Linked DNA regions of Mus musculus: all the other regions are linked to region 1. A link is a loop called in an ENCODE intact Hi-C map of the cell type or tissue named here. Cell type or tissue: heart. All regions are shown on one strand. Region 1 overlaps Crlf3 (cytokine receptor-like factor 3). Region 2 holds the start of Rhot1 (ras homolog family member T1). Region 3 holds the start of Tefm (transcription elongation factor, mitochondrial).

The links. Peaks named below come from ENCODE experiments on the same cell type or tissue, not always from the same donor. Only the 100,000 strongest peaks of a DNase experiment are listed, where the experiment ranks them.
Region 2: a loop joins it to region 1, with 2.6 times the contacts of the local background. A loop is called at or near these places in 7 of 42 quality-filtered maps.
Region 3: it touches region 1 in a loop (2.3-fold over the local background); 11 of 42 quality-filtered maps call a loop at or near these places.

The regions. Positions count from the first base shown.
Region 1 is chr11:80,039,069-80,047,068 of GRCm38, reverse strand. Crlf3 (cytokine receptor-like factor 3) reads left to right here. Exons shown (of 8, transcript NM_018776.2): 8 at 1-576. Among named protein-coding and RNA genes, the nearest start is that of Crlf3, 38 kb to the left of the region's middle. In heart, a CTCF peak has its summit at 4,017 (motif pointing left); no DNase peak of the experiment used is centred here.
Region 2 is chr11:80,205,250-80,213,249 of GRCm38, reverse strand. It overlaps Rhot1 (ras homolog family member T1), which reads right to left and starts at 4,199. Exons shown (of 19, transcript NM_021536.8): 1 at 3,927-4,199. The coding sequence starts at 4,002. In heart, CTCF peaks have their summits at 3,594 (motif pointing left) and 4,283; a DNase peak (open chromatin) is centred at 4,209; H3K4me3 peaks cover 2,315 bases; H3K27ac peaks cover 1,135 bases.
Region 3 is chr11:80,138,970-80,146,969 of GRCm38, reverse strand. Tefm (transcription elongation factor, mitochondrial) reads left to right here and starts at 4,817. Exons shown (of 4, transcript NM_183275.2): 1 at 4,817-4,893; 2 at 6,647-7,104. The coding sequence starts at 4,851. In heart, no CTCF peak of the experiment used is centred here; DNase peaks (open chromatin) are centred at 889 and 4,869; H3K4me3 peaks cover 2,165 bases; H3K27ac peaks cover 1,827 bases.

The sequences.
Region 1 (8,000 bases):
CCAGCATCTGTGACAGCCAGTGTTAGCATCTTTTTACTGGAGTGTGACACAGAGAGGGCAGAGGTCTGCATTCCTCAAGGTGAAGCTACTTTTGGAAGAACACAGCAGTGTTAGCAGGTCACGTGTGCACAGCAGGCCCCATGCATCTTTCCTCAGCCGTGCACACGGGCTGTGTGCAGTGTTATAGTCAGTGTGATGTCAGGTTGAGAACTGGTCTTTTAGTGGACCAAGGAAATAAAGGATAAATACTTGACCTATTTTTTTTAAACTTAAATTTCTGTAAAATATTTATTTGACTTACTTAATATGTAAAAAAATCGTGGTCTTGTTATACCAGCATACATATAATTTTTAATGTGAATTTTTGTTTGTTTTTTATCAATAGTAAAAAAAAAAAGTGGAAAAGCAAGTGTGGTATTTTTGTAAGATAATTTATTTGGGGATTCATGTTCCCTTTCGACAATCATGACTTTTCCTCCCGTTTTATGTATAAGTAAGTGCCCTTCTCATGTTAGAGGTTCTAGAGTGCCGTATCCAGCCTTATGAAACAAAATAAAAAATGAAAAATTAACAGAATGTATTTTGTGGTTTTTTGTGAGTATAATGAATCCAATCTTAATATACTTTTCATTAGAAATTTAATAGAAAATAAAAGCCAGCACTGGGGAGGCAGAGGCAGGCGGATTTCTGAGTTCGAGGCCAGCCTGGTCTACAGAGTGAGTTCCAGGACAGCCAGGGCTGTACAGAGAAACCCTGTCTCAAAAAGTCAATCAATCAATTAATCAATCAATCAAATATCTTCATCTACCTTATTCTATTTGGGATTTTCTGTTTGCACACTGCACACTCGTAAAACAGTTTCTTCGGAAAACATTGCGATTATCTGTAGTTGATTTTTTTCTTTCTTTTTTTTTGGTTTTTGGTTTTTGGTTTTTGGAGATAGGGTTTCTCTGTATAGCTCTGGCTGTCCTGGAACTCACTTTGTAGACCAGGCTGGCCTCGAACTCAGAAATCTGCCTGCCTCTGCCTCCCGAGTGCTGGGATTAAAGGCATCCAGGGCTACACAGAGAAACCCTGTCTTGGAAAAAAAAGAAAAGAAAAGAAAAGTTTTTTTCTGGTTCCAGGCATCTTTCTTAGCTGTTATTATAACTTGAAAAGGCTGCTTATCTGTTGTTTACATCCTGTATCTCATCTCACACCCAGCATGGTGCCTTACACGTAAACACATGGCTAATACATGTTATAATATCTAAGTAATATATGTTATATAAATATATAAATAATACACATTTTATATATAAATATGTAAATACATGTTATAATATATACATGGAGATGAAGCATTTTTCTCCACATGTCTTCATCTCTCTCTTTATTAAATGTATGTTTAATGTGTGGGATTTTTTTTTTGTGGTCTCTATGTACCCCTGACTAGCCTGGAACTCAGTATATAGACTAGGCTGGCCTTGAATTTAGAGATCTTCCTGGCTCTTGATTCATTCTCTCTCTCTCTCTCTCTCTCTTTCTCTCTCTCTCCTTCCCTCCCTCCCCCTCTCCCTCTCCCTCTCCTCTTCTCTTCTTTTCTTTCTGTTGAGACAGGGTTTCTCTATGTAGTCCTAGCTGTCCTAGAACTGGCTCCATAGACCAGGCTGGCCTGGAATGCAGAGAACTGCATGCCTCTGCCTCCAGAGTGCTGGAATTAAAAGGTGTGAGGGCCCCCATCCCTGATTTTTTACTTTCTAAAAACAATTGCATCTTTTTTTTTTCTTTTGGTTTTTCGAGACAGGGTTTCTCTGTATAGCTCTGGCTGTCCTGGAACTCACTCTGTAGACTAGGCTGGCCTCGAACTCAGAAATCTGCCTGCCTCTGCCTCCTGAGAAACAATTGCATCTTAAATTTAAACTTATTGCCTGTATGCAAAACTAAATTTGAATGAAAAAAAATTTTTTTAATTTTTCTTTGTTTTGTTTTTTTGGGGTTTTTGGTTGGTTGGTTTTTTGAGACAGGGTTTCTCTGTGTAGCTCTGGCTGTCCTGGAGCTCACTCTGTAGACCAGGCTGGCCTTGAACTCAGAAATCCGCCTGCCTCTGTCTCCTGAGTGCTGGGATTAAAGGAGTGCGCCACCACGCCCGGCTAGCCACCTTTCTTATACAGCCAGGATCTCACAGCTCATAGTGGGCTGAGCCCTCCTACATTTGTCAGGATCAAGACAGTTCCTCGGTTGTGATTCCCTCTTCCTGGGTCTCTGTGAATTGATGGAAATTGTCCCTAGAGAGGATCAAGCTGGCTTTATAATCTGGCTGACTGATGGCTTCAAACTGGAGCAGTCATAGTCCAGTCTGTTCATACTGAAGTGAGATGCGATGCTTATTTACATTGTAGTTGTACTTCTTTAAGGAGGGCATCAGCAAAATGCAGTTAGTTTGACAAACTCTGGGCCAAGTGTGGTGGGTGCACTGCCACCAGAATTAGAACTTAGAAGACACCCTGTTCTACATAAGAAAATCTGCTCTCTTCTCTGGGCTTCCTGTTTCTCTTTGTCGTTCTGTGTGAATGAGAGGTTTTCCTGTGAATGGCCCCTGTCTTCATTCTCTGTGTACTCAGCTCTTTATACTTAATGAGTTTGTCTTTACAGATCTTCGTATTTTCATTCGCCTAGGTAAAATGTTCTAGATATGGACTCTAGGGAGTTTGTAGTGATTACTTGGAGCTTTTGATATCTCAGAATCTCACATAGTAAGAAGAGCTAGCCAGGTGCAGTGGTGCACAGCTTTGATCCCAGCATTGGAAGGCATGGACTGGCGGATCTCTGAGTTTGAGACCAACCTGATCTACAAAGAGAGTTCCAGGAGCATGAGGAGGACGAGGAACTAAGGTGTAGGGTGTAGCTTGATTGCTAGAGTGCTTGCCTGGCATCTGTGAAGCCCTGGGTTTGATTCCCAGTACTTCATGAACCAGAATGACAGGAGCAAGCCTGTAATCCCAGCACTCAGGTAGATGAAGGTGGAGGATCAGATAAGGTCAATCTGGGGAACATTCCTGGGAGAGGAACAAGACGGGAGCAAGCCTGGAATGCTACTCCGTGAGGGGAGAGTAAGAGAGGCCCCCCACCGCCCCCAAAAAAATCCAAACAGGTAAAGGAAAACACTTGCCACTAAGCCTGCCTGGCACCCTAAGTTCCATCCATGGGACCTACATGGTGAGAGGAGAGAATGGGCTCCCCGGAATTGTCCTCTGACCTCTACACATGTGCATATACACAAATAAATGAAATAGAGTGACTACATAGATGTAAAATTATATAGGTGACACTGAAAGTCTGTGGCAGGGGATTCCCGTGAGTCACAAATCCAAGTTGTTAGAGAGGAACCATAATTGCTGCAAGACCTGTGTGATCTTCGTGTCTCCGCAGGAAGAGGAAACTGAAGATGAGCAGACATGAGAACAGGAGGAACCCCAAATCGTCAGCAGATGCTCCCTGGAAAGCACCGCGGAGTAGTTTGGAAATAGTAAAATTTAGGGGACTTCCCACCAGTGTTGATTGAGCATGAGGCCCCATGGGTGTCTCCAGTGCTCGGGCTACCCCTAGAGCTGGTTGCTGGTGTATGCCAGGGTCCCAGCAAGTCGGAGGTCAAGGCAAGGGAATCTAGAATTTCCTGCCCAACACAGGCCAAACAGTGAGGCCCTGTCTCAAAAAATACAGGGACTAGTAAGGTGATTCTAGTTAAGAGCACCTTAAATTGCTCTTGCGGGGCCGGGCAGTGGTGGCACATGCCTTTAATCCCAGCATTTGGAAGGCAGAGGCAGAAAGATTTCTGAGTTCGAGGGACAGCCAGGGCTACACAAAGAAACCCTGTCTCGAAAAAAAAAAAAAAAGCAAATAAATAAATAAAAACCCCACCAAAAACAAAAACAAAACAAAATGCTCTTGCAGAAGACGTGGGCTCAGTTCACCTCAGGCAAGTCAGTTAACTCCAGCTGTAACTCCAGCTCCCGGAGATCCACTGCCCTCTTCTGGCCTCTGTGGGTATCTGCATTCACAAACGTGCCAATGCACACAATTAAAAGTAAAAACAGGCTACCGGGAGCTTCAGTGACTTATTAGGATTCAGATCTCAGAAACTGATGTAAAAGCCAACTGTACTGCAAACATGTTAGCCAGGGCTCCTCCAGGGCCAGCCTGCCCAATGTACCCAGCAGAGAAGCAAGAAGACCAAGTCCCTAGCAAGGTATATGGTGGGACTGACACGGAGGCTGTCCTATGACCTCAATGTGCACACATAGAGATGTGTGAGCACACATGATTTCACTCTGTACACACACACAGAAAAGCTGTTAAGGTCATGGTTACCATGACCACAGCAAACAGCAAATCAAATCTGGAAGAAAACAAGACTGAATGATCACATCTTCAGAAAGCCACAGTCCGGCTGAGCCACCCTGGCTACTTGCCATTCCAGTGTGAGGAGCTGAGTTTAATGTTCAGCATCTGTGTAAAGGCCAAGCGTGGCGGGGACAGAAAGGATACCTAGATTTCCTCAGACAGTCAGTGAACCCAAGCCAGGAAGCTTGGATCAGCTAGCGATCATACCTCAAAAAGCAGGTGGCATAGTTGAGAAAGACTCCTTAATGTCCACCTTTTTCTACACGCATATACACGTGCACACACGTTTACATGGATACAAATATAAGTCAATGGATACTTTAAATGATAAGGCTCTAGACCATACTAAATCTGTGACGTGAGCAGATTGGATGGGCTCTCTCTTGCGTTGGTTTGAGAGTGTTGAATCCCCTGGAACTGGAGTTATAGACAGTTGTGAGGTGCCATGTGGGTGATTGAACCCAGGTCCTCTGGAAGAGCAGCCAGTGCTCTGAACCACCGAGTCACCTCTCCAGCCCCTGGATGGACTCTATCGTTCTCTGCCTTGTTCCTTTGAGGCAGATTCCCTCCCTGAACCTGAAGCTCCACTGATCTCTCACGGTCCTGGGGTTACAGGCATAGGAGGTCACACAGGGCTTATGTGGATGCTGAGATCCACACTCCAGTCAAGGGTTGTGCGGCCAACATCCTTAGCCTTTGAGCTGTCTCTCCAGCCCCCACGTATTAGACCTTGTAGCTGATGATAGTCCTGCAACAGAGAGGTGTTAGGGAAGGGAAGGCCTGCCTATTCCTAGAGAGGATTCTAAAAGGATCCTAAAGGCACTCTTCAGTGGCCCACAGCTGGGGCTGAAGGCAGCTTCCTCTTGCTGGGTGTAGCTTTGTTGACACTTCAGTAGACCACAACTAAAGTACTCACGCTCTTAGGCATCTGCTGCATCACACCATGATGGGTACTGGATTCTGGACTAAGGTGCCAATCTTCTAGGTTGTCACTCTAGGTTGTCTGCTTCTGAGCTGGGCTGTCATTCAGCAGTACAGACCTCTAGTATAGCAAAGGGCTGTGTGTAAGCCTCACTGTCATACAAAGTATTTCAGCTAGGGCTGGAGATAGGGCTGAGCAGTTGAGGGCACTGACTGTTCTTCCACAGGACCCAGGTTCAAATACCAGCACTTAACATGGCAACTGGAAGCAGTCTAGAAGGCCAAGATTTGATGCACCTTTATGTAGGCATGTGTGCAGGCAAAACACCAATGCACATAAGATGGAAATAAATCATTCTTTTAAGATTTATTTATGTGAGTACACTGTAGCTGACTTCAGTCACACCAAAAGAGGGCATCAGATCCCATTACAGATGGTTGTGAGCCACCATGTGGTTGCTGGGAATTAAACTCAGGAACTTTGGAAGAGCAGTCAGTGCTCTTAACCGCTGAGCCATCTTTTCAGACCCATCGTTTTTTTCCCCTACCTGAGACAGGGTTTCTCTGTGAAGCCCTGGCTGTCCTGGAACTCACTCTGTAGACCAGGCTGGCTTTGAACTCAGAAATTCATCTGCCTCTGCCTCCCAAGTGCTGGGATCAAAGGTGTGAGCCACTGCCTGGGCATCTTTTTTTTTTTAACGGTCCTCTCTACTTGAATGTCTTCAATACCATTCTGACAGAGCTATTGAGCACAGTTAAGTGTTTTTTGTTTGATTATTTGTTTGTTTTGTTTGTGGGTTTTTTGTTGTTAATTAGGGGGCTGGAAGATGGTGCAGCAGTTAAGAGCACTGGCTACTCTTCCTGAGGACCTGGGTTCAATTCCCAACACTGACATAGTGACTCACAACTGTCTGTAACTCTAGGTTCCAGGGATCAGTCACCATTATCTGGCCTGTTTGGGGAGCTAGGCATGTATATAGCACACAGACATATATGTAGGCAAGGCACCCATACACATGAAATAAAAATTAAAGTTAAAAAAAAAACATTATAACTGAAGCTACAGCTCAGCAGCTGTCTGTAACTCCAGCTCCAAGGGTCCCCTTGGACCATTTCTAACTTCTGTAAACACATGTCTACACATCATACATTTATCATACATCATACATGTATGCTACCATATAACACGTACATGTATGCTACCATATAACACTTACATGTATGCTACCATATAACACATACATGTATGCTACCATATAACACATACATGTATGCTACCATATAACACATACATGTATGCTAACACATACATGTATGTTACCACATATGATTAAAATTTTTTTCTGTTTTTTTCGAATGATTAAAAATCTTAAAGTAAGTTGGGTGATGGTGCACGCCTTTAATCCCAGCACTTGGGAGGCAGAGGCGGGCAAATTTCTGAGTTCGAGGCCAGCCTGGTCTACAAAGTGAGTTCCAGGACAGCCAGGGCTACACAGAGAAACTCTGTCTCGAAAAACCAAAAACAAAACTTAAAGTAAAAGAAAACATTTGCGGGTAGTGGTGGCACATACCTGTAATCCGAGCACTCCGGAGGCAGAGGCAGGTGGATTTCTGAGTTCAAGACCAGCCTGGTCTACATAGTGAGTTCCAGGACAGCTAGGACGCCACAGAGACACCCTGTCTCAAAAATAAAATAAATTAAAAGAAAACAGGTTTTTTTAAAAGCAACCATAGAGAATTGGCTGTCAACTGACATTAAGTGACCTGAGGCTGTGCATGATGTTGCTAGTTGACCATGAACGTCTCATCTTTAGAGATATATTATGATGTCGGACAGATGGCTCGGTGGCTAAGAGCACTGGCTACTCTTGCTGAAGACCTGGGTTTAGTTCCCAGCACCCACGTGGGAGCCAACAATTCTCTGTAACTCCTGTTCCAGGGGATCTGACCTCTGTCTACAGCACATACATACATACATACGCAAACTCAAAATTTAAAATATATATTGGCCAGATAATGGTGGTGCACATCTTTAATCCCAGCACTTGTGAGGCAGAGGCAGCTGGATTTCTGTGAGTTCCAAGACAGCCTGGTCTAAAGAGTGATTTCCAGGACAGCAGGGCTACACTGAAAAACCCTGTATCAAAACAAACAAAACGGGCTGGTGAGATGGCTCAGTGGGTAAGAGCACCCGACTGCTCTTCCGAAGGTCCAGAGTTCAAATCCCAGCAACCACATGGTGGCTCACAACCATCTGTAACAAGATCTGACGCCCTCTTCTGGAGTGTCTGAGGACAGCTACAGTGTACTTACATATAATAAATAAATAAATCTTTAAAGACAAGTCTGTGTTGTTGTCCTTCTCAGTTCTGGCCTGGTACCTTGGAAGGAATGAAGGCAGGCAGATTGAGCCTCTGATACGCTGGAGGTTGGTGTGAGAGATGAGAAGACCTAGAGAGGCATCCCAGCTTCTTCCAGCCTCTGTGAATTTCTCAATTTCTTGTATGTGGCCCTGTGACTCCAGTCATTGCCTGTGTCTGTAAATGGTGGGTGCTCACTCTGCTTGCCCATATGTATGTGATATCATCTCTGTAGAGGCCAGAGGGGTTAAAAGTGGGCCCTGGAGATGGAACTCACATTACCAGGCTCAGCAGCAAACACCTTTACCCACTGAGCCATCTCAAATGCCCTTTCTG
Region 2 (8,000 bases), 170 kb before region 1:
GGTCCAAGAAGACATCCTTTCACTGCACCGGTAGAGCAAGATGACTGAGCTAATACAACACGGAAACCAATCACCACTTCAGAGTCAATGAATGAAGTGGCCCTGCCTGGCTCAGGGAGGACACTGACAGAAACACAAAATAACAGAATGACCCAGAAGAATAGACTTGAAATTCACCATACCAGAATGGATGGCTGTTCCTTCTCTCTGCCTCCCCCACCTGCAACCATCTGAAAGCAAATGAAAACTAGATGTTTAAATAAGCATATTAAGAACTCAAATCACGAGCTGGAGCAATAGCTCAGCAGTTAAGAGCACCGACTGCTCTTCCAGAGGTCTTCAGTTCAATTCCCAGCAACCACATGGTGGCTCACAACCATCTCTAATGGGATCCAATGCCCTCTTCTGGTGTGTCTTAAGACAGCAACAGTGTATTCTACTCATAAGATAAATAATTCTTTTAAAAAACAAAACAAAACACAAAACCTCAAATCAAAATAACTTTTGTCTAATATCAGAAGAATAGATAATGAGCCAGATATATTTTAAAATAGTCTCTGACACACACTTACATACCATTTAGTCATTTAATTTTAAAATCTTTGTGTGTGTGTGTACTTGTGTTTGAAGATAGTATCTCACTATGTAGCCTAGACTTGCCAGAACTCACTAAGATAAGCCAAATTGGCCTTGAACCTGTGGTGATCTCCTCCCCCCTGGCTCCCCACTTGAGTGCTAGGATTACAAGTGTAAGCCCTAAATCTAGGATTTAAAATGCTACAGCTAGGCTAAAGGCTGACAAGTATTTACATTAACTCAAAAAGTAGGGCCTGTGTGACTGCTCAGCAGGTGAAGGCATTTACCTCAAAGCCTGACTACCAAAGTCCAATCCCCAGAACCCACATGGTCGAAAAGAACAAACTCCCACAAGCTCTCCTCAGACCTACACACCTACACCTACACACACGCACACATGCACGCACGCGTGCGTAAGAAGTAAAGCTCAGGCTGGGTGGTAGTGCACACCTTTAGTCTCAGCACTTGGGAGACAGGCAGGCAGATCTGAATTCGAGGGCAGCCTGGTCTACAGAATGAGTTCCAGGATACCAGGACAGCCAGGGCTATACGGAGAAACCATTTTTGAAAAACTGAAGGGGAAAAAAAAAAGGATTTACCTACCAAATACTACTCATTAAAATAACTGATATCCTATACTTCAATTAAGTATAACTATACTTCTAACATTTCAAACTGTGAAAGCATTTGTATAAGAGCTGAGGAGCTCACTTGGTGGAGTGCTACCTAGCAAGCACTAAGCCTTGATACAAAGCACCACAAAAACTAAGCAGGGTGGGACAAACCAGCAATCCTGGCCTTTGAGGTACAGCTGGAGGACCAAAAGTTCCAGGTCACTATACAACCACTTCCCAGGCAGCCTAGCAAACTTAGTATTTTACCTTAATGAGAAAAGGGTAGAGAGGGGAAAAAAGAAGAAGGGGATGGAAAATATATACATGTGATACGGTTTATTTAGTTGTTTAGTTGTTTGGTTGGGCTTTTTCAAAATAGGGTTTCTCTGTGAAACCATGCTAGCTGTCCTGGAACTCACTCTGTAGACCAGGCTGGCCTCGAACTCAGAAATCCACCTGCCTCTGCCTCCCAAGTGCTGGGATTAAAGGTGTGTGCTACCACGCCCGGCTTATAGTTTGCTTTCTTAATAGTAGTAGATGGCCTAACGCTTTGATGCCAACCTTACCCTATATCTACGCTATACTGTAGATTGAGCAGAAGTTCTTACATGTAAGGCAAGTGCCCTACCACTAAGCTACACACGCTAGTCCTTGAAAATTTTTGATTAACCATCCTCCTACTTCAGACTCCTGAGTAATGGCTCACAGATGTGTGCCAACCACATGGTTGGCACCATCCTCTTAGGAAAAAGCAGGGTCTCCTTCAAAAGCTAAGGCTTTCTCTTATAACTTGCTCCCTGTGGTCAGAAAACCCACACAGAGTTGTTCCGATTCTCTAGCTGGCTTTCAGGACTACATGACATACTTTTTCTAACAAATTTTAAACTTCTGCATATTCCTAAGTAATACTGTTAAAGTTAATGTAAAATGTCCTACGGTGCCACTGAATCTGACATATGTACAGCACTTCTTTTTTTTTTTTTTTTTTTTTTTTTTCGAGACAGGGTTCTCTGTGTAGCCCCGGCTGTCCTGGTACTCACTTTGTAGCCCGCCCCCCTCCCCACCCCCCCAGTGCTGGGAATTAAGGCATGCGTCACCACGCCCAGCATGTATAGCATTTCTACTCAGTCTATACACTAATGCTGTATCATCGGTTCCTATATTGAACACCAAATCCAAAATATCTTTTTTACAAATTGAGTTTTAAAAAGCATTAGACTTTTAGAAAATACAATTAAGGGGTCACCTGCTCACTTTCCCTAATTTTCCCCCAAATGTATCAGCACCAACCATGCCTTAAATAATGTCTTCCTTTACTGTTAGAGAACTTGATGCAAAAGAAAGAGTAAGATACCATTATAAATAAGGCCAAAAACCCATAACTGAAAATAAAAAAGCAAACTATGCTTCACGGGAGCTTAGTTCCCAATTTTGACTAGAGTTCTCCCAAAAGCTGCTACAGCTACACGGATCAACAGTCCACAGTCGTTTCCTCCCCTCCCGCCCCTTTCTGAGGCCAGCAGACTTGGGGCTGCAGTGGTTAAAAGCAGAAAACCCAAGTCTGGTGGCTCAAACCACCTGTAACTCTAGCTCCGAGGGATCTGACTTGCTCTGTCTGGGCCCTAAGAGCACACCCTACCCCACCCCCCCAAAATTGTTTTTTTTTTCTTAATATGTACACTTTCCTCCTTAGGAATGTATCACAGCGACCTAGAGAGGCTACTTAAAGATATAATTGAGTGGTTTATAATAGAATGCTTCAAATCAGCAATGGCAAAACATGAACTAATGAACCCCTCTTTTTAACTTAGTTGCCATGATTAAGTCATGTACCTCGCAGTAAGATCAGAAATCCCTGCTCTATACTGCATTCCTATCAGCCAGCAAAAGCGTTGTTTTTGTTGTTTTGTCTTCTTTACCAGGAAAAAAGTGAGATCTATCTTTAAAGAGCATGGGAACATGTGCCTGTTCGGAAGCCCTATATGCCTGCTCTTATTAAAAGAACTACTACAGAACTATGGAATGTCTAACAAGGAGCGAAAATTAAGACTTTTAGGGTAACAATCGCCCCATCTAAAGATCCCTCCCTAGTTAAGTATCGTTCACTCAATACTCATATTATTAACTTGAAGGAGTTTGTTCGACACAAGTACGGCAAAAAAAAAAAAAAAAAAATCTAATTTTTAAAAAATCCCGCTATCTTAAGCTCTTTTTTTTCTTCTTGGTGCTGGAGACTGAATCCAGGTTTTTATGCATGCTAGAATTCTACTACTGAGCTACTTACTCAAGCAAGCCAACGCTCTCTCTTAATGCCCATGCACAGTAGCAGTGAAGGCAGCAAGTGAAAAAAAAAAAAAAAAAAAATTCCAGAGACCTGACCTTGCTCCCAAGTCGACTACTTCTGCACTCCTCCTCCCCCTAGTGTCCCCCGCCAGCCGGTTCCCGCAGTCCCAAGTGCTCAGTCTGCCTGTTCCAACATCTGCCTGGCAATGAGTGACTGACAGGCGACCAGAGGGTCGGACGGGAGGTGGCCCGACAAACGCTGAGGCCCAAGAGGAAAGAACTCGAGGAGGTGGTGGCGACGGCGACAGCTTTCGCAGCGAGAGGACCGGGCGTTAGGGACTGAAGGGGGACAAGGCCTGCGAGGAGCAGAGGGCCACGGTAGGGAAGAGCAAAGGGGCTGGCAGGCTTGGAGAGGGCACCCGGGCTGCGAGGCCGGGCAGGGCGCGGACTCACGTTCTCCCACCAGCAGGATCCTCACGTCTTTCTTCATGTCGGAGGCTCGCAGGGGCCGCACTCGGCCCGCACGCATGGAGCGCACGCCTCACGCCGGGAGCGTCCAGCCCGTGGCGCCGCTCTCCCCGCGATACCGCCGCTCCCTGCCAGCCTTAGCGGCCTCTGCGCCCGAATCTCGGCCGCCAGGACCTGCCGCACCGACTCCTCCTCTACCGCTCCGCTTGGGAGCCGGGGCAAGCCAGCTCCGCCTCCTCCGGCTCCGCGGACGCGGGCGGCGGCGGCGGCGAGGACGACGGCGGGCGGCGAGGGACAAGAGCTTTCGGAACCTCAACGCTCTCGTATCTTGAACAGCGCCCCTGCAGGAAGGCAGACGGTAGCGCAAAACCCCGGAGGTTTGCCTGCCACAGTCTGAACACTGCCAGAGGATGTAAGTGACAGATTCCTTGGTCAGAACAGTCAGAGCCCACTTGTTTTACAGAACAAGAACAGAAGAGTCCAGGGTCACGCAGCAGGAGCTTGGTCGTGAATCGGAGATTTCTTCACTAAACGATAATGTCCAGGAGGGCAAGAGACCTGCCTACCTGGTTTTCAGCTGTGTTCACACTGTTGGACTTACCTTTCAAAAATGCTTTATTGAACAAGGTTACTGGCTCCCAGGGTGTGAACACTCCCCAGAGCCCATCACCTGTTTTCCCCCCCTCAAAATGTATTATTCTGTATATTTGTGTATGACACGTGCGTTTGAGTATCTTCCATGGTGAGTATGTGGCGGTCAGAGGACAGTCCTCAAGAATTGGTACTTGGCTGACATTATGGCACAAGCCAGCTCTTAGAGGCACTTTGGATCCAGGGGTCAAACTCAGGTCATCAGGCCTGAACAGAAAGCACTTTTACCCGAGACTATATCACAGCCCAAGAAATTGCTTAAAAAAAAAAAAAGGCCGACAACCGGGCTTTTTTTTCATGGTGGCGCACGCCTTTGATCCCTGCACCGGGGAGGCAGAGGCAGGCAGATTTCTGAGTTCGAGGCCAGACTGGTCTACAAAGTGAGTTCCAGGACAGCCAGGGCTACACAGAGGAACCCTGTCTCGAAAAACCAAAAAAAAAAAAAAAAAAAAAAAGTAGGGCGTGATAGCTCATGCCTGTAATCCCAGCATCTGGGAAGATGAAGTAGAAGGATTGCCATGAATCTGAGGCCAGCCTGGGCTTTAGGGTGAGACCTAAGGAGCCATGGTATTTCAAACCTGAAAGTGGTGGTGGCAAGAAGATTAAGCCATCAAAGCTATTCTTATCCACACATAGATATTTCATGCCCACCAGGCGGTGGTGGCACACGTCTTTAATTCCAGCACTTGGGAGGCAAAGGCAGGAGATTTCTGAGTTCGAGGCCAGCCTGGTCTACAAAGTGAGTTCCAGGACAGCCAGGGCTATACAGAGAAATCCTGTCTCAAAAAACAAACAAACAAACAAAAAAACAGACAGACAGAAATAGAAGGAAACCCTTTCTTAAAAAGTGCCTGGGAAAGCTGGTGTGGTGATATAAACCATCCCAGTATTCAAGAGGTTGAAGCAGGACCACTAGTTGAGAGCCAACCTGAGTTACCCAATGAAACCCTGTCTCAAACAAGCAACAAAACCCCACTCCGTGATACAACAGGGGGTGAAGGCACACCTCTTGTTCACAGGGAGATGTCCCTAGGACGGTAGCTGCAAAGAAGATTACAGGACTCTAGAGGACTCATGGCCCCTCTGCCTGTTTCTTCTCTACCAAATGAAGATGTCAGACCCTTCCTTGCATAAATATTTGGAGCAACCTCATGAAGTAATATTTAAATGTTCCACTATTTTCTGATGGAATCACCACCAGATAAACCCACTATAAACAGAAATCTAGTAATCTAGTAACCTTCCAAGCACCACATTTAAATAACACAGTAGTTTATCTTCCTGATCACACAGCTGAGAGACACTTGCTGCTGCTGTCCTGCCTATTACTAGCCCAGAAAGGCATCAAAAATTGTGAAATACAATTCTATTAACCATGTTATCACTTTGGCACTATGATACATTTTAGCCAAAAGATAGAGAAACAATTGACACTACTATAGATTTCTTTTTTAATATAGCTGGAAGTGGTGACAGGTGCCTTTAATCCCAGTACTCAGGAGGCAGAGACAGGCTGATTTCTTAAAAGAGTTCTACTCCAGGGTCTGGGAGAGATGGTTCAATGGTTAAGAGCACTGCCTGCTCTTCCAAAGGTCCTGAGTTCAACTCCCAGCAACCACATGGTGTTTCACAACCATCTATACCAGGGTCTGATGCCTTCTTCTGGCATGCAAGTGTATATACAGGTAGAGCACTCATACATAAAATAAATAAAAATGTTTTTAAAAAAGAAAAAAAAATAGTTCCATCCCAGCCAAGACTACATAAAGAGACCTTGACTCAAAACAGGTCAGCAATAATAAATAAATAGTCAAATCACAGTAAGTCAGAGATTGTGCTTTGTATCTGAATAATGTATCATACAGAATTTTAGCTGGGGATATCTCCCATGCCATTAATCTCAGCACTCAACAGACAGGGGCTGGCAGATCTCTGTGAGGTTAAGACCAGCATGATCTATAGAGCAAGTTCTAGGACAGCCAGGGCTACACAGAGAATCCATCTCTTGAAAAACAAAAACCAAAAAAAAAAGATGTGTTTATTTAGTGTGTGGTGCATGTGTGTGTGTGTGTTTAATGCAAACACATACCCCTTCTCATGCTATTGGAAGTCAGAAGCCTTCCTCCATCACTGTCCACCTTGGTTTTGCTTGAGAGAGGGTCTCTCACTAAAGCTAGAACTCACTGATACGGCTAAACCGCCTGGCCAGCAAGCCACTCAGGATTTGCCTGTCTCTACACCCCTGCACCCTCCACCGTCAGCACACACACGTGGCACTTTTTATGTAGGTGCTGAGAATCTGAACTCAAGTCTTTACTTCTTTACCCACTAAGCCATTTTCCAAGGCCCAAAACTTTTCTTTAAAAAAAAAAAAAGTTACACAAAGACCAGATCATTAATCACAAAGGCCTTTTGAAAAAGAGCAAGCATTTGGGCAACTGCCACCTCAAGCCACACTCTGTAGTGGGTCATGACCCAAGGAGCTCGATGCACCGCTGCATTTGAGAGCAGCATTAATTCAAATTTTGCAGGGCTCCCACAGGAGAGGGAAGCCTTCATGGTATTGTAGATGTGTGCTATCTAAAAGCTTTGACATTTTTATCAAGGGAAAAAGTCTGCTAGGCAGGGATCTAAGGAGAAAAAGATCTGGGAAGACATCAGAGATGTTACTATGAAGAAGCACTTTGTAAATAACACTTACTTTAAAATCCAAGCAGACGGGCCAGAGAGATGGATCAGCAGCTAAAAGCACTGGCTGTTCTTGCAAAGACCCAAGTTTGACTCCCAGCATCCACATGGTTGCTCACAGTGGTCTGTAGCTCCAGTTTCAGGTGATGTAGTGCCTTCTGGCCTCTGAAGGCACTGAACATGCACATAGTACACAGCCAAAAGAACCCACACACATAAAATAAAATAAAATAAAATAAAATAAAGTAAAATAAAGTAAAATAACAATCCAAGCTGAATGTGTGTAATCACAGCACTCAAGAGGCTGAAGCTGGAGGCTTGTGAGTTTAAGGTCAGCCTGGCGTCCATATTGTCTCAAATAAAACAACAAAAATCCAGACCCCCAGGAAGGAAGCAACAGCAAGCAATTGCTGTTTTTTTTTTTTTTAAGATTTATTACTTTACCTAATAAAAATGGAAAAAAAAGATTTATTACTTATTTTATATATGAGTGCTCTATCTGCATGTATTCCTGCATGCCAGAAGAGGACATTAGATTCCATTACAGATAGTTTTGAGCCACCACGTGGTTGCTGGGACTTGAACTCAGGACCTCTGGAAGAGCAGCCAGTGCTTTTAACCGCTGAGCCATCTGTCCAGCTCATTAGCAAGCAATTTCACCTGGCGATATTTATGGATGAATACAAATCAAGGCCAGCACTTTGTTAAAGGAGAAAGAAG
Region 3 (8,000 bases), 100 kb before region 1:
TGCATGTGTAAAGGTCAGAGAATAATAACTTGGGTCAAGTCTGCCACATGGGTTCTAAGGGCTAACATAGGCTGTCAGAATTAGCAGCAAGTGCTTTTATCTGCTGAGCCATCTTGCCAGCCCTGTTTGGTTTTTCTCTTTTTAGACCTGGGGCCAGGTCCTCTGACATCTTCATTCTTTTGATTGTGCAGTGTTGGGACTTGAATCCAGAGCCTCATATATGTTAGGCCAGAGCTACACCCACCCTAGCCAGAGTCTTACCATTAATTAGGTCAGGATGCCTTTGGCCTCCATCCGCCTACCTCAGCCTCCAGAGCATTATGGTTATAGATGTGCACCACCGTATCTAACTATGGAGGACTGACTAAAAAAAATATCTTGGGCTAGTGAGATGGCTCAGTGGTTAAGAGCACCGACTGCTCTTCTGAAGGTCCTGAGTTCAAATCCCAGCAACCACATGGTGGCTCACAACCATTCATAACAAGATCTGACGCCCTCTTCCGGAGTGTCTGAAGACAGCTACAGTGTACTCACATGTAATAAAATAAAATAAAATAAATCTTTAAAAAAATATCTCTACAAACAAAATTAATTTGTTTCAAGGACATTTATCTGGAAAAAGAAACAGGGAAAGGAGAAGCAGCTGATTTCAGGAGGAAGATGACCACTTTCATTCTGAGCACCCTGGTTCTGGTTTGCAGTGACCCACGATGACTAGCCTGTCACTTTCCTTGCCACCTCCAGTCTCTGGTCAAAGTGCAGTTCTGAATGGAGGCTCTGAGGAGGACGTTTCCTGTCAAAGCTATTAATCATCAACTCTGAAGAACAGACGACGCTCTGATGGGAAAACCAGCACCCACAGAGCGTATGTTGTACATATGTTCACTTTACTCGGTGTCCCAAGTCCTGTGAGGCAGCTACTGCCGCCTCCAACTTACAAATGAGGAACCTGAGGCTCAGGGGAAACTCCCTGCTTTGGCAGCTAGCAAGAACTCAGTTGTGTTTTCCTGAACTGTACCATATCTCAAAGGCACCCCGAGGGCTCCGAAGGGTTTGTTTCAGGCATGAGTGCCACAGAGCTGCTGAAATGAACCATGGGAAATTTATTCCCTCACACTTCAGGAGTGCAGACACCTGCGACCAGAGTGTCAGGGGGGTTGGTTCCTTCTGAGGACTCTGCAGGAAATGGATTTCATGCTTCTCTCTGACCTTCAGGTCATACATACAGATGTGTCACTCTGCTGTCACTAGGCATTCACACAGACATCTCCTGAGGACAGTGGTCACGTTAGAATGAAGTTTGTTGTTGTTGTTGTTTTTGGTTTTTTGTTTTTTCATTTGGGAAGACAGAGTTTCTGTGTGTAGCCCTGGCTGTCCTGAAATTAGCTCTATAAACGAGGTTGGCCTCAGACTCATAGAGATCCACCTGTTTCTGCCTCTCAAGTGTTGGGATTAAAGGCAAGTGCCACCACTGCCTGGGGGCATTTTATTTTTTACATAGGCTGGTGAGATGGCTTACTGAGGAAAGGGTCTTGCCACCAAGCCAGATGACCTGAGTTTGATTCCTGGAACTCACGTGGTAGCAGGTAAGACCCATATCCGGTCAATTGTCCTCAGACCATCATGCATGTGCGTGTACAGCTGCACAACCTCGTCACAAATACATAAATGGATTTGAAATTGTAAAACTTCAAGGTAAATGCTGGAGAGGTGGCTCAGTTCAAAGGTAGCACTGCTCTTGCAGCGGACCGGAGTTTATTCCCAGCATCCACATCAGTGACTCCTGGACAGCTCTAACGTCAAGGGGTCCTATGGCCTCCTCAGACGCCTGCACTTTCGGTCACCCCTCACCCTACCCAACACGCATACACATTCATAATTTTAAAAGAATTTAAAAAATAAATATTTTTTAAAAGAGTTATTTATTTTATGTATATGAGTACACCATCTCTGTCTTCAGACACACCAGAAGAGGGCATCAGATCCCATTACAGATGGTTGTGAGCCACCATGTGGTTGCTGAGACTTGAATTCAGGACCTCTGGAAGAGCAGTCAGTGCTTCCAACCTCCAAGCCATCTCTCCAGCCCCCAAATCTTTTTTCTTTCTTTCTTTTTAAAGCTTCCAATTCAGAAAGAAATGACTGCCTTTTCACTCCAGAACTTACTATTTTCTGAGAGGTAACGGTTCAATTACATCCTTCAAAACAGATATATTGAATCGGAACTCCCAGTACCTCAGTAGGCAGCCTTATTTGAAAAGAAGGTCACTGGCAATGTCATTAGTTGAAATGACACGGAGGCTGAGGAATGGGTAGCTCTTGCCTAACACACATGAGGCTCTGGATTCAAGTCCCAGCACTACACAGTCAAAAGAATAAGACTGACAAGTGACCTGGGACATAGCTCCACTGTCTTAGGTGGCTGAGAGGAGAGGAGACCTTGAGCCCAGAAGTTCAAGGGTATCCTGGGCAACATCATAAGAGCCTATCTCAAAAACACTTCCTTCTCCCAAAATGAGATTACACAGGACTGGATCTGTGGCCACTCCAACATGGCTGCTGTTCTCATGAGATGTCCGTGTGAATGCCTAGTGACAGCAGAGTGACACATATGTGGAGGAGGTAGTCATCTGAAGGTCAGAGAGAAGCATGCATTTCCTGCAGTCCTCAGAAGGAACCAACCCTCCTGACACTCTGGTCACAGGTGTCTGCACTCCTGAAGTGTGAGGGAATAAATTTCCCATGGTCCATTTCAGCATCTCTGTGGTACTCAATGAAAGAATTCTGTATAAAATTTTGTGTTTTAAAAAATTTTGAGCAGGGTGTGGTGGCGCACGCCTTTAATCCCAACACTTGGGAGGCAGAGGCAGGTGAATTTCTGAGTTCGAGGCCAGCCTGGTCTACAGAGTGAGTTCCAGGACAGCCAGGGCTACACACAGAGAAACCCTGTCTCAAAAAACCTAAAAAGAAAAAAAAATTTGGAAGATTTTAAAATTGTCTTTATTTTTGTTAGATCCTTACATTCTGGAGACATCATTAAGATTCATAGAATTTCCATGAGTTTCCCTAACTAACCCTTTTTTTTTTTTTTTAAGACTAGGTCTTACTATGACAGCCCAGGCTGACCTGGAATTCATGCTTGAGTACAGGAATGTGTTACCACACCAGGCACTCTTTCTCTCTCTCTCTCTCTCTCTCTCTCAAATATTTATTTATTTATTTATTATATGTAAGTACACTGTCGCTGTCTTCAGAGACACACCAGAAGAGGGCATCAGATGCCATTACAGATGGTTGTGAGCCACCATGTGGTTGCTGGGATTTGAACTCAGAACCTCCAGAAGAGCAGTCAGTGCTCTTAACCGCTGAGCCATCTCTCCAGCCCCCAGGCTCTCTTAAGAATAACTTTTATTTTAGACTTATTAATTTGTGTATATGAGTGTTTTGCCTACATGTATGTCTGTGTGCCAAGTCTGTGCCTGGTGCCTGTGGAGGTCAGAAGAGGTTATTGGACATCCCCGGAACCAGAATTATAGATGGTTGTCAGCCACCATGTGGATGTTGTGAACCAAAGCCGGATCCTCCACAAGAGCAACAAGTACTCTGAACGGCTGAGCCTGTGAATAGCTTTTGTTGTTGATGCCTTTTGAGACAGAGTCATTTTTGTAGTCTAGGGTGGCCTCAAACTCATTACATAGCCTAGACTGGACTCAAACTCACAATTCTCCTCATGCTCCTAAGTGTGGGCATTATAGGTTAGCTACGACGTCTAATATAACCACAAACCCATTACTAGACCCTTTTCCACTCTTCTTCCTTAGCCCAGGTTTCATTCCCCACAGTTCACTCTGCCTTGGCAAGAAAATCTGTTGTCATTCCTCCTACGCCCCGCCCAAGTTACCTGGCAACAGCCAGGTAGGCCTGGCTTTGCTCTAAAAGGAACTGCTTGCCCTCTCTGACTCTTTTCTCTCTGACCCCTTTTCCCCTCTCTCCTCTTCTCCCTCCCCGTCCTCTTCAACGTGTACTGGGCCACCAGTTCGTTCGTGTTCTCTCTCTCTCTCTCTCTCTCTCTCTCTCTCTCCCCCCTTTCCCTGCCTCTACTCCCTTCTTAACTCCCCCCCCCCCCAATAAACTCTATGCCATACTGGAGCTGGGTACCTCGGAGAGGAGGGGATGCCTCAGGATGGGCACCTCACCACACCATACCGCGCTCCATAAAACACAACAATTGTTTTATAAAACATATCACAATAACTTTCCGATTCCTCTTTCTTGTCCTCAGGTTCTTCTACAGTCCAGCCTCACATTGGCTGCAAATGACCAATTTTCTTTTTTTCTAGAAAGCCCCTCTAATCTGACTTTGCAACTAAAAAACAAGCAACCTGCCCGACTTTTTCAACTGTTCCACTTCGCATTCCAAGGATCAAATGTGGCTCCAGACTCACCTCCCCCCATCCTTTTCAAACAGTCAAAAGTGCCCAGCGTCAAAGCGACCTCATACATTGGCCTTATCCCGTGCATCTCTCCCAGATACTCCTCCTCTCAACTCCGGACAGGGTTACATGTGTGCATATAGGCTCCCCACTGTCTGCTGTGTGTCTGGGAACCCAGAGGAGACTCGCCCCAAAACAGGATTAAACCTAGTCTACTCCTATGCATCTCGGCGATCCCGAACGGCCACACTTTCTCCAGAGACCATCAGCCATCAATTACTAGGAACTCCGTTGGCATTTCCCTGAGACTGTCGCTTTCGCCGGAACCCTTCTGCCCAGCCCCGGCCGAGCACTTTTTGTTGGAGCACACGAAACCGGAAGTTGAGGAGGAACACAGGCGTGGGAAAGAGCCTGGCGATGGCTTGGAGGACAAACCTTGCTTGCCTCATCAAGGCCGGAGGTAGGGTTCCTGAGCACGAGGTGGATTGCTTTCCAGTCACTAGCCTGTAACCGGGAGTGGTTCTCTTCTGCCCTGTGTCCGGTTGTCCAGCGTGGAGCTGTAGCGGAGCTGAGGGGCGTTCATGTCCCCCAGCCCCGGAGCCCGTCCGCTTTAATGGCCCGGGGTCCACGCGCGTGCGCCCCTTCCCGGGCCGGAGTAGCTCGCTTAGCCTCTGGCTGTGTCGTCTTCCTGTGGCCGCGCTGGGAGGATGACTTTACACTGTCTTATAAAGTTATCCATTGCACAATGTAGACTGCTTGCAAAAATACAGCCTTGTTAGCAATATTGAGAACCATGCAGAACAAAATAAACCGTCCCCACCACTTAGTTAATATCACCAGCCCCCGCTTGCCCCAGTCAGAGCTCCATGTTGCCCAAGCTGGCCTGCAACTCACTATGTAGCTAAATCCTGATCTTCCTGCTTCCATCTCCTAAATGCTAGGATTGCAAGTGAGGAACACCACTCCTGACCAGCTAAAACATTTATTATAAACGTATAAAGTTTAATTTCCTTTAGTTCCATCAGATGATAAACTAGTAAAAAATGGAACTGGAGATCAATCATAAGAGGCGATACAAAAAATCCTCATAATATTATAAATGCCATAAGTAGCAGACATTTGAAATAATTTTAATTAAAATTAAGTGGTTCTAGGTATAGAAACCAAGGCCTTGCCAGAAACTAGGTCCTATCTAACTGGCCCTTAACTTTTTTGATTGTTTTTACTTTAGCAAACAGTCTCATTGCCTGGAACACTGTACTAGACCAGTCTGGCCATGAACTCTCAGAGGTCTGCCTGGTTTTGCCTCCCAAATGCTGGTTTTGTTTGTTTGTTTGGTTTTTTTGAATCAGGGTTTCTCTGAGTAGCCCTGGCTGTCCTGGAACTCACTTTGTAGACCAGACTGGCCTTGAACTAAGAAATCGACCTGTCTTTGCCTCCCAAGTGCTGGGATTAAAGGCACGTGCCACCACTGCCTGGCTCAAATGCTGGTATTAAAGGTGGACTCTACTTATCCCGAGAAGACTACAATTTCTTTATTTTAATTAATTAAATTTTTGGAGATGAGGTCTCAGGTAGTCCAGACTGTCATAAAACTCTTGGAATCTGAATCTTGTATGGACTGCCCCTCAGGTGCTGAGGTTGTACATACGGAGTTACAGTGCCAGGCAACTACAGCTTCTTCCTTGAGACAGCGCCTCTGTGTAGTACTGGCTATCCTGGTGCAGCTGAATTACTATGAAGTCAAGGCCATCCTGGTCTTCATACTGAATTTGAGTATGAAGACTATCCAGTGACATCCTGTCTCAAAAAAGAAAACAACAACAAAAACCCCACAAACAAACCCAACCCTACCAATGATCAAAACCAACCAACCAACCAACCAAAAACCAAACAAACCCTCAAAGATAGATAACTGTAATTATTGTAAAACTACTCTTTATGTTTTGTTTGTTTTTCAATACAGAGTTTCACTGTGCAGTCCTGGTTGTCCCGAACTTCCTCTGTAGACCAGGCTGCCCTTGAACTCAGAGATCCTCCTGCTTCTGCCTCCCCAGTGCTGGGATTAAAGGTGTGCACAACTACAACCAGCTCTACACTCCTCTTAAAGACAATTCTCTGTGATAATATGGTCTGTGTGCAAGTCTGTATAACTGCACAAGCTTGGGTATTAACTGTCAAGGAGAACATTATAAGTCAAGTTTCCCTTTTAGGGAGGAGATGGTTTCCAGTCCCAGAGTACTCATCCCTGCCTCCAGTCCTAAATAACACCTGCTCTGTGAGGAAATCCACTGCACCTGAGAAACGTGTTGCCAGTGTTGCTGCTTGTGATACAGATGGAAAGGAGCCCGGGAATCCATTGGACAGGCTCTTCTCCCTGGAGCAGCAGGCTTCTATCTTACAAGTGCTGAATACAGCTTCTGATAAAGAACTGGAAGCTTTCAGGTTGCTTCGAGGAAGGAAGTCCGTCAATATTGTAGAACACAGAAAGAAGTTTGGGCCGTTTCAGAGGTTGGAGAATTTGATAGACGTGCCCTTGATCCAATATAAAACTGCTGTTGAAGTTTGTAACTCCATTCTCTGTCCGGAGAACAGACGGAGGAAAAAGTCACAGGAGAAGTGGCTGCTGAGAAAGTTCATCAAGCCAGGTGTAGAGCAAGAGAGACTTAAGGTACAGTCTCCCCTGACCACCACCCTTTGGGAACTTACTCTGGAAAGCAAAGCACCGTTCCCAGTGGTGGGTGAGAGACGAGGTTTTTGTTTTATTTCTAAGTGTGTGTGTGTGTGCGCGCTCGCGCACGTGCTCTCTTTTCTGTCTCTCTCTCTCTCCTAATCAAGAAAACTTTCAAGAGTCAGTTCTTTCTTTGTGCTGTGTGGGTTTTTGGTGGGCTTGGTTGCAAGTGCTCTAACCCTCTGATTCATCTCACCGACCCAAAATAAGATCCTTTAGAAGTCTAGATATACTCATATTACTGGGTGATTGTTGCACAAAATAAAAGGTACTGATAATTGCCAGGTGACCAGAGGGAATCCTTGTAAGGAAGGACTTGGGGAAAGTTTGCTCAACTTGGAAGAGAGGGATTAGGCTAGCGGGAAGAAGAGTTTCTGTATAGGAAACGGGAATGACTAAGTATCTCTACACAAGGCTTCGTTTTTATTATAATCACTTTAGTCCTTATTGTCACCGTGCCTTTGGCTTCCGAGTGCTGGCATCGATGGACTGGGCCACCACCACTTGGTTCCTGCTGAGCTTTCTAACTGGCCCCTATTTTTATTTTTTATTTTTTGAGGCAGGGTCTTATTCTGTTGTCCAGGCTGGCTCAACTTGGCTTAACTCTTAACCTGGATGGTCTCAGTCTTGTTTGCTGGCTCCCTATGCATACACTCACCCAGACACCTGTACAGCACATGCACATATACCACACACACATCCACACATCAAAAACAGTTCTAAGAATTAAAAACACCACACATCAAAAACAGTTCTAAGAATTAAAAACAATCAGTTGACCATGAATGGCTGTGTGCAAACGGTTTAGTAGTAGTGTTCATGCACAGTGAATCAGA